Regions from separate parts of the Mus musculus genome. Here region 1 is linked to region 2. The links are chromatin loops, found by intact Hi-C in ENCODE. Cell type or tissue: gastrocnemius. All regions are shown on one strand. Each heading gives the region's core, and the rest is flanking DNA. Links, peaks and the distances in the headings are about the cores only.

What was found. A loop is a pair of places that touch in the nucleus more often than their neighbours do. Peaks named below come from ENCODE experiments on the same cell type or tissue, not always from the same donor. Only the 100,000 strongest peaks of a DNase experiment are listed, where the experiment ranks them.
Region 1: it touches region 2 in a loop (2.5-fold over the local background); 6 of 42 quality-filtered maps call a loop at or near these places.

What each region holds. Positions count from the first base shown.
Region 1 is chr5:146,418,046-146,422,441 of GRCm38, forward strand. Wasf3 (WAS protein family, member 3) reads left to right here. Exons shown (of 10, transcript NM_145155.3): 2 at 3,873-3,960. Among named protein-coding and RNA genes, the nearest start is that of Wasf3, 35 kb to the left of the region's middle. In gastrocnemius, for the core only: a CTCF peak has its summit at 2,241 (motif pointing left); DNase peaks (open chromatin) are centred at 231 and 2,220.
Region 2 is chr5:146,185,796-146,190,191 of GRCm38, forward strand. It overlaps a transcript of 1700001J03Rik not described here. Among named protein-coding and RNA genes, the nearest start is that of 1700001J03Rik, 2.7 kb to the left of the region's middle. In gastrocnemius, for the core only: a CTCF peak has its summit at 1,834 (motif pointing right); DNase peaks (open chromatin) are centred at 1,847, 2,560 and 3,121.

The sequences.
Region 1 (4,396 bases), core at 106-4,105, 230 kb after region 2:
GTACTTGAGTGTCTGTATGCTACTCTTCATAGGATTTCTTCCTTAGATTCTCCATAATGGGATCTTCAGTTCACCTCTCTGAGCCAGAACCTGTACAATGGCACTGCTTGGCACAGTGGCCAGGCGATTCATGGCATTGCTTATATTAACACTGATTAAAATTAAATAAAACATTATGTCTCTTCTTCATACTGGCTGGCATTTTGCCACCCAGGCTGGCGCTCTGGGAAGCTGGAGGCCATCCAATTGAGCAATATTCTCTGGAGCGTTTCCCTCACGACAAGGAACTCAGGTGGACAGGCTGACTGACTCCACGGTGCGGGAGTTATCTCAGCCTTCTCTTCCACTTCTGACCCTGCCCCACATCTCTCAGCTTTATTCTGTTTAAACGGCTTCCTCTTCTGGCTTATGACTGTATCACCAGTCATCTGAATTATGACTCAAAGTCAGTATCTAAACCCATAACCCATCCACCGTGTCCCTTCAGATGGCAGGCCCATGCTGTATGCTGGTTTACACCATTGTCACCTCCATAAAGTCCTGGTTACCTGGAACCTCACGTGCTTCTTCTGGTGCACTTAGAAATGTATGCATGTAGGCAAAATGTCATACACGTAAAATGAAGAAAGAATTTCTCAGAGGCACAAGGTTCCTACAGAAGTCAGAGAGGGCATCGGATCCTCTGGAACTGGAGTTACAGATGTTCTAAGCACCATGTGGGGACTGGGACTCAAACCCAGGTCTTCTGGAAGAGTGACCAGTGTTATTAACCGCTGAGCCATCTTGCCAGCCCCAGGATTTGACCTCTTGGTGGCTGTGCAGTGTTTCACATGTGATCGGCTGTACAGTGTTTCACATGTGATCGGCTGTGCAGTGTTTCACATGTGATCGGCTGTGCAGTGTTTCACATGTGATCGGCTGTGCAGTGTTTCACATGTGATCGGCTATGCAGTGTTTCACATGTGATAGGCTATGCAGTGTTTCACATGTGATCGTCTAGGCCACTCACACAGTGAGCTAATTCTCAAAGCCCTTTCTGCTTTCTGACCTGTATTGGAGACATTGGGAGCTTTTCAGGGAAGAAAACTGTGATTGTTTGTATCTGAAGAGACACGATCTAGTTAGTAACAGAGGTGCTCTATCTGGGGCTTGTTTGTCTGCTGTGGTCCGGGACAAGTTGCTTTCTCACCCTCCAGTTCTTCCCTGCTGTGGAGAGTCTGCTGGCTTTGAAGACTGAGTTAGGTCCATGTGCAGTGTTGGTTGTAGAATTGATCCTGACTGCAGCATTTGCCAGATGGTAGCTAACAGTAAAAGCCATGGTTCTGTAGAGCCTCACAGACTGCAGGTTTCCTAGGGGTAACTGACACTGGAGTATACTGGACACTTCCCTTGCTCCAGGCACAGTCAGTTAGCTGTGCACCTCTCTAGGGGAGCCACATCTCTGCTGATGTGATGAAGTGCCATGGCTACAACAAGTGGTAGGAGAAAGTGTTGGAATATATATATATATATATGTTATTTCATTGGGTTCTTATACCTCTACCTCCCTTCCAACCCCTTTCAGCCTCCCAACTCTAGGGAGGAGAGAAAGAAGGTTAGCGGAGGAGAGGTATAGATCTCTCTCCGCCAGCAAAATAGACTGCTTCCTGCTGATTACGGGGACTGGGTGCCTTGGGGAAGTCCTATCTTCCTTGTTAGGATATCTTCAGGTTCTTCTTCTTGTCCAACCACAACACCATCACCATGGTGGTGGTGTTTCTTCTTCTTCTTCCTCCTCTTTTCCCTCTTCTTCCTCCTTCCTTCTCTACCCCCTCTTTCTTATTCTTATCCCTCCCAGGGCTCTGGCATTATTCCCTCTTCAAAGCTCTCAGAATTAAACTCTGCAGCTGGCAAAAATCACTTCCTTCCTAGAGCGCGAGGCAATCATAGGTAACGGCTGTGGACAAACAGCAGCAGCCCTGTATCCCACACCCAGGATCAAATAAAAACGTGTTCACATAACTGGTTTTTGTTTTTTGTTTTTAAGAAGCCAAAGTTCTCACTACAAAGATTTCTTTGGTGCTATTCCAGAGGCAGATTCCCTTTGGGTGGAGAAGGCATGTATGATGCAGGTGCAGGAAGCCAAGAGATCATATCTCAACCCTCCATGGGAAGCAAGGAGTTTTGTGATGTGCTCCTACAGCAAGGTTCCACTTCCTAGAGGTACCATATCCTCCCCAAACAGTGCCACCTGCTGGGCACCAAGTGGCACTGCTCATTCAGATCTTTTAAAAATATGCAGTCAGACCGGCTGGACTAGTGCAGGTGAAATGAGGCCTAGACAATCTAAACCAGAGGAGAGGTTTCTGTATTTGTAAATAAGCTGATATACACAGATTACTTCTATTTATGCATGTGTGTTTGTGTGTGAGTTAGAGGAGTTTGTGAGCTGCCTGTCCTGGCTGATGGGAACTGAACTCAGGCACTCTGCAGGAGCAGTAGGCAAGCATTCCTTACCTCCGAGCCACCCCCGGCACCCCCCGAATTTCTTTTGTACTCTTTTTAAATTTTTTTATTAGATATTTTCTTTATTTACATTTCAAATGTTATCCCCTTTCTTAGTTTCCCCTCCAGAAATCCCCTATCCCCTCCCCCCTTCCCCTGCTCCCCAACCCACCCATTCCCACTTCCTGGCCCTGGCATTCCCCTATACTGGGGCATAGAACCTTCACAGGACCAAGGTCCTCTCCTCCCATTGATGACCAGCTAGGCCATCCTCTGCTACATATGCAGCTAGAGCCATGAGTCCCACCATGTGTTTCTGCCAGTGCCTGACAAATACAGAAGTGGATGCTCACAATCATCCATTGGACGAAGCACAAAGTCCCCAATTAAGGAGCTAGAGAAAGTACCCAAGGAGCTGAAGGGGTTTGCAGCCCCATAGGAGGAACAACAATATGAACCAACCAGTACCCCCAGAGCTCCCTGGGACTAAACCACCAATCAGAGAAAACACATGGTGGGACTCTTTTTTGATCTTTAACATCCATAGCAAACTACGGAGCTGACTTTTAAAGATGTCTTTAAAATGATGGTGGCTGTCTTCGCTGCGTTGATTCTCAAAGTCACTTGAACTGGTGTAGCTCAGGCGTGTTCAGATAATTGTTTGAAAGACTTGGCGTTGCCTTTCTTTGTTTGAGAACCTGCAGCCCTGTGCCTGGACTGCCTTTCCCAGGTTTAACCTCTGCTGCTGGTGACGTTGAGAAGTGGTTTGACAGAGCCTGTCTGTGCTAAGCTGCTTTGTCCTCCATGTCTTGAACTCAGCTGATTTTTGCAACAATGTCCCCTGTGTGTTTCTCATCCCAATTCCTGAGCAGTCATTCCTTGACAGTTTTATCTGTTTGGTCTAACAGAATAGCTTGTCTTTATCTCCATTTTTCTCACTATCAAACATGTTAACAAGATTCTAATTAAATACAAATATTGTTAGGAAAAATGAACAGTCCTTGTGTGAATGATCGATATTATTGGACTGCTTGTGAGAGGTAGCAACAGTGCCTGCAGGCATGTCTTACTGTTGGGTGAACAAATCAAACTACTTAGTTGAAGGTACTTAGAATACAACTATTTTTCTAACTTTCAGCTCTTATGAACTATGAGTCCCTGAAGTTATTTCTAGAGTTTATTCAATAGTGGGGAGCTGGACTGTATAAAGTTCTAAGTACTGCATTAGATCTTAAGCTAATTAAAAAAAAATAAAAGAATAGATCTGGGATTAGGGCTCCCTCAGTGAAATTGTTGAGTTGTAAAATTTGAAGTTTGGGCTTAGGTGAAGACGGCTTGAGAACATTTCGGCTACTGTTATGTAATTCCTTTCTTTATTTTCCATTTAGCTCTGATCCCGCTTGCTGTTCCTACTGACACCTGAGCCGCGGTGGCGATGCTGCTGAGGCCCTTCCAGCCCACGAGTCAACCTACTTGGTAGGAGTGTCTTTTAGCCTCAAGGCTCCTCAAGTGCAGGAAGAGAGTGATCTAGAAATGTAATTGAAAATAGAATAGCATGAAAGATATTAATGTCTTTGAATATTTATTCTCAGTGTATTTTAATATATTGATAATAATTAAAGGTCTGTGAGTTTAACCAGTGTTTTAGGATATAGAAGAGAAAAAACTGTGGCTTGATATATTCATTTTATTTTTGTATGAAGCACAATGACTCTCTAGCTTATGTCTTTTTAAACAGTTCTGTTCTTCTCCTCTCATGAGATTTTTTTTTAAAAATAAGATTTTATTTTATGTGTATGAGTGTTGGCCTGCATTGTGCATATGAATACTATGAGGTCAGAAGAGGGCGTCAGATCTCCTGGCCAATGGTTGTGAGCTGTCATGTGGGTGCTGGGAATTGAACTCAGATCCC
Region 2 (4,396 bases), core at 223-4,222:
CCTTTGTATATGATCACACGTGCCCTAGACCTGGCAAACCTCCTAATAGAGTTACCTGAGGATAAGGCAAACATAGGAACTTGTGCCATTCACACACATGTACACAAAAGCATATGCATACATACACACCCAAACACACATACACACAAGCCCAGGCCCAGTGGCACAGAGAGCATGCTTTTACACATGGCCAGGAGCATATCAGTGTAGAAAGGCCCCTCCTAGGTGAGCATTAGGGTTATTATGGAGGTTAGTGTGGGGATAACGAACTTTAGCAAAGTGTATGTGAGCATCTTTAATTGTGCCTTTCTCTTAGGGGAGTGGGCGGGGCTCCTCTGCTTTTCCATGTGTTCTAGTGTTTTCCCATTTGGGCTTCCACAGGCCTCAGTGTGATTCTTCTGTGTTCCCCAGACAATGACTGACTGGGTTCTGGTTTGCAGGCTGTTCCGTGCTGCTCACTATAACATTGCCTACCCTGAGGAAAAACTATGCACAAACATTAAGACTTTGGAAGAGTTTCCATATCCTACTTCTTTAATGAGTACTATAAAATAAATTCATAGGTCAATTTTTACTGTTGAAGAAAAAATGGGAAACGTAATCTGTCTATGCCAAAACAGATGAAGGGGGATGAAAAAAAGAGAGGTGTTTTTAGTTCCTAGATTTTAAGAAATATCAAAAAAAATCATATTGGTATACACAGCTTGAATCTCTCTTGGGAAGGACACAGGATCAATAGGGGTCAATGGGGGTAGAAGGATGTATGGGAGGCCTGCCAAGTGCAAATAAGTATTTATGACAATGGCCTCCTGTCCCACACTACCATGCACATGAACTTTTACATAGTTGAAAGTGTTTTGATTCTTTGAAAAAGTCTTATCATTTTACATGGATGAGTGCATGTGTTTCTATGACTGCATGTGTGCTGTGTGCACGGAAGCCAGAAGAGTGCACCGGATCTCCTGTCCCCTGGTTCTGCATGGTTGTGAGCCACCTTGTGGGTGCAGGGAAATGAACCCAGGTCCTCTGCAAGAGCAGCCAGTGCCCTTAACAGCTGAGCCATCACTCAGGACCAGTTCGGGTTTTTTGCTGGTCAGAGTAGCCCATTGTAGAAACCATATTGGTGTCCAGTGCTTCCCAGTAGAAAGTTTCCAGCTGGGTTGTAGGACACAACCTGGTAGTGAGTATCATTAATTTCTGATCCCTTAATTAAATTATTGTATCAAAACCATCAAGTATTAGCAACCTCAGATAATAGCCACACCTCTTCTAGATACAACTGTGCAATATCAGTGACAGCTCATTGGAGATTGGTGGAACTCTATCCCAGGACAGAGAGGGGCTACCCACCATATAAGGTATCAAGGGCCCAAAGTCTTCCTAATTCGGGCCTGTCAAGGGATGCTCTGCTGTCTGGCCACTGGGACAGCTGTGGTCTGGCTTCCCCACAGCAGGGTGGTGGAGACCCCACAGAAGGCCTCTAAGAGCCTGGCCTTAGAAGGCATTGATGTAGCGGGACACTAACAAAAGACCAACAGCCTCAACATGAGGGAAGCACCATGCACCTGGTCATAGGCAGTAGAAAGTTCTAGAAGAAATGATCTTGTCAAGCCTACTCTGGTTATACTAATAGAACCTGAAGTGCTTTGTCTGGAGAACATTTTTTTTAACTGAGGTTTGCTAAATTGTGCTCCTGAGAAACTGCACAAATTCTCTCCCAGGGATAACGTGAGGAGGAATATGTACCTTTAACAACAGGTTAATTGACATAAGCAGGTTGGGTGCCCCTGAACCTCTTCCCGAGAAGATGACGCTGCATCATGTGGCCACTAGAGGGTGGTGGTTGTCCATTGAGCACAAGAAGAACCTCCTGGACCTGTGTGCTGGCATCTCAGTGACATTTCAGATAGAGATGGGAGTGGGGGTGGCTACTGCAGTGATTTCAACAGAGCAGGATTAGGGGCAGGGGCTTCATTCCTATCGCGGGTCCCCTTGATAGGCTGTGAAAAAAAAAAAAAACATCAGATAGTTTAGTTTTCCAGTTATGTGATTCTCTTCAGTGCATGGGGCCACCATCTGTGAAAGGTGCCCCATCCCACCTCCTGCAGAAGCATGGGCCAATTCGGCCAAACCAACTGACAGAGTCCTTTTCTGGGACAGAGGCTGTAGAGTGTAATTAATGGGAGTTCTTCAGATGCTCATTTCCAGACAGCTTTAGCTTTACCTAGAAATGCTAGGGAAAAGTCTGTCCCGTGTTCAAGGACATCCAAGTCCCTTGTATTTCGGTGTGGCACTGGATGTCAGCCCCTTTCCAAACTGTGTTGACATAGAGACCATGTTCATTTACACAGTGTGGGACTGTGACAGCAGCTCCAGCTTGTCTGGGTCCTCCTCTTTACCCAGGGGAGCAAGGGGAGCCTGGGTTAGCATCCCAGGGACACTGTAGGGGCTGCTCTAAAGGAGGATGCCACTAGTCAAATATGCTTGTGTCCTGACACCCCAGCTGCTCAAAGTTCAGCTGCAGTCCCCCTGACATCCACCTGAGGGCATACAGGCAGCCAAGCCTTTATAAGGGTTGTTAGTGTCAGAGCCTGGGTCCTGGCAGCTGGACAACCTACACTGTGGCCACCCATTTCCCATGGACCTGTTAGACAGAAGTAAGAAGCAGACAAAGCCTGGGTATGGTGGTCAGTGCCTTTTTTCCAATACTCGGGAAGCTGAGACAGTTGGATACCTTTGAGTTCTACATAATGAGTTGCGAGAGAGTCAAGCTACATAAGAGAAAGACTCTTTAAGATCAAACAAATAAAAGAAACAAAAAGTAGCAGAAAAAGAAGATATAATTTAAGTCAGCACTTTGGGAAGAGGAACAAATAATTAGGTCCAAGGTCAACCCACTCCAACTTAGGGTCCTCGAATGAGGGTTCCTTTGCAATAGAAAGCAAGAAGTGTGCAAAACTAAGCAGTCCTGATTGAGGCGAGGTTGGGCCCACACTGAGCCACCACAGCCTTTTCACCATTGTCTCCTGTGAGGTGATCTGACCAGTGACCAGAACTCTGTGAGGCTTTTGTGGGAGCCAAGTTTCTCCTCCTGCCAGTGCCAGGCTTCATCCTTGGCCCTCTGCCTGCAGAAAATTCCCAAAGGGATTCCAATTGTTTCCGGTGTTTCTGCTTCCGTTTCCCGGTATCTGACAGAAGGGGTGCAGTGTCTCTTTGGAGCGTCTTCACGTGTTCCAGGTCAGTTATATCTCCCCAGTCTTCCTTTGTACAGCCGTGTTGAGTGAAGATGCCCATGTCCAAAAATACCAACATAAATGGAATAGAAGTTGGAGCCAGGGTTAGTGTAAAATTAATTGTTTTTTAATGTAAATCTAAGTAAAACATGAATCCGGCAGCTGTATTTCTTTACCTTCTGTAGTCCTCAACAACCACACAGAGAAGTACAATTTATTAAAATACCCTTCAGCCGGGCGGTGGTGGCACATGCCTTTAATCCCAGCACTTGGGAGGCAGAGGCAGGTGGATTTCTGAGTTCGAGGCCAGTCTGGTCTACAAAGTGAGTTCCAGAACAGGTAGGGCTATACAGAGAAATCCTGTCACGAAAAACCAAAAAACAAAAAAACAAAAACAAAAAAACCCTTGAGGCGAATACTGAGCAATCTTACTCCATACTAAACCTGCAAGTTCATCAGGATTCCTCCCAGACAATATCTCCACATTACTTGCAATTTTTGCCCTTTCTTGATCCACCTCTCTCTCCTTAAGGTTCCAAGACCTGTCCTCATGGCTCCACTCCTTCCCTTCCTGTCTCTTTCCCCACCCCTCCTAGAATAGGAAGTCCCACCTTATCCTCTCTAAAGCTCTGGATTGGCTCATTGGCTTTTATTGGCAAGGCAGAGAATGAATAAGGAGCAGTGTTTACAGAAACTTGAGACAGGAGCTTCTAAGAATAAACAGAGCAGAGCTATGTCAGGATCAAACCCAGATAGTGGGATAGAGGAAACAGTGATTGAAATAACACAAGGCTAAACTTTACACAGGGTGCAAAAACATTACACCTACAGGTAAGAGCACATACAAGGTCTTGCCAGGCAACCCTACACAAGAATCTTTGCTCTAGACTCTTTTGGTTATATCTATAGTTGAAAGGGCTGGCACTATTGTCCTCATTTTGTTGTTGGCTTGGATACAGAACAAGCCATGAAGCACATGCTGACTTCAAAACTTTAGCTTCCTCTACCCTAACTTCTCAAGTACCATGTCACATCTATTCTGGCTAGTTTCTTGTCAACCTGATACAGACAGCATCTGCGAAGTTAGACTTGACAGTCATCAGGAAGAGGGAAGCTCAGCTGAGGAAATGTTTCCTCCACGGTGTCTTTCAGGCAAGTCTGTG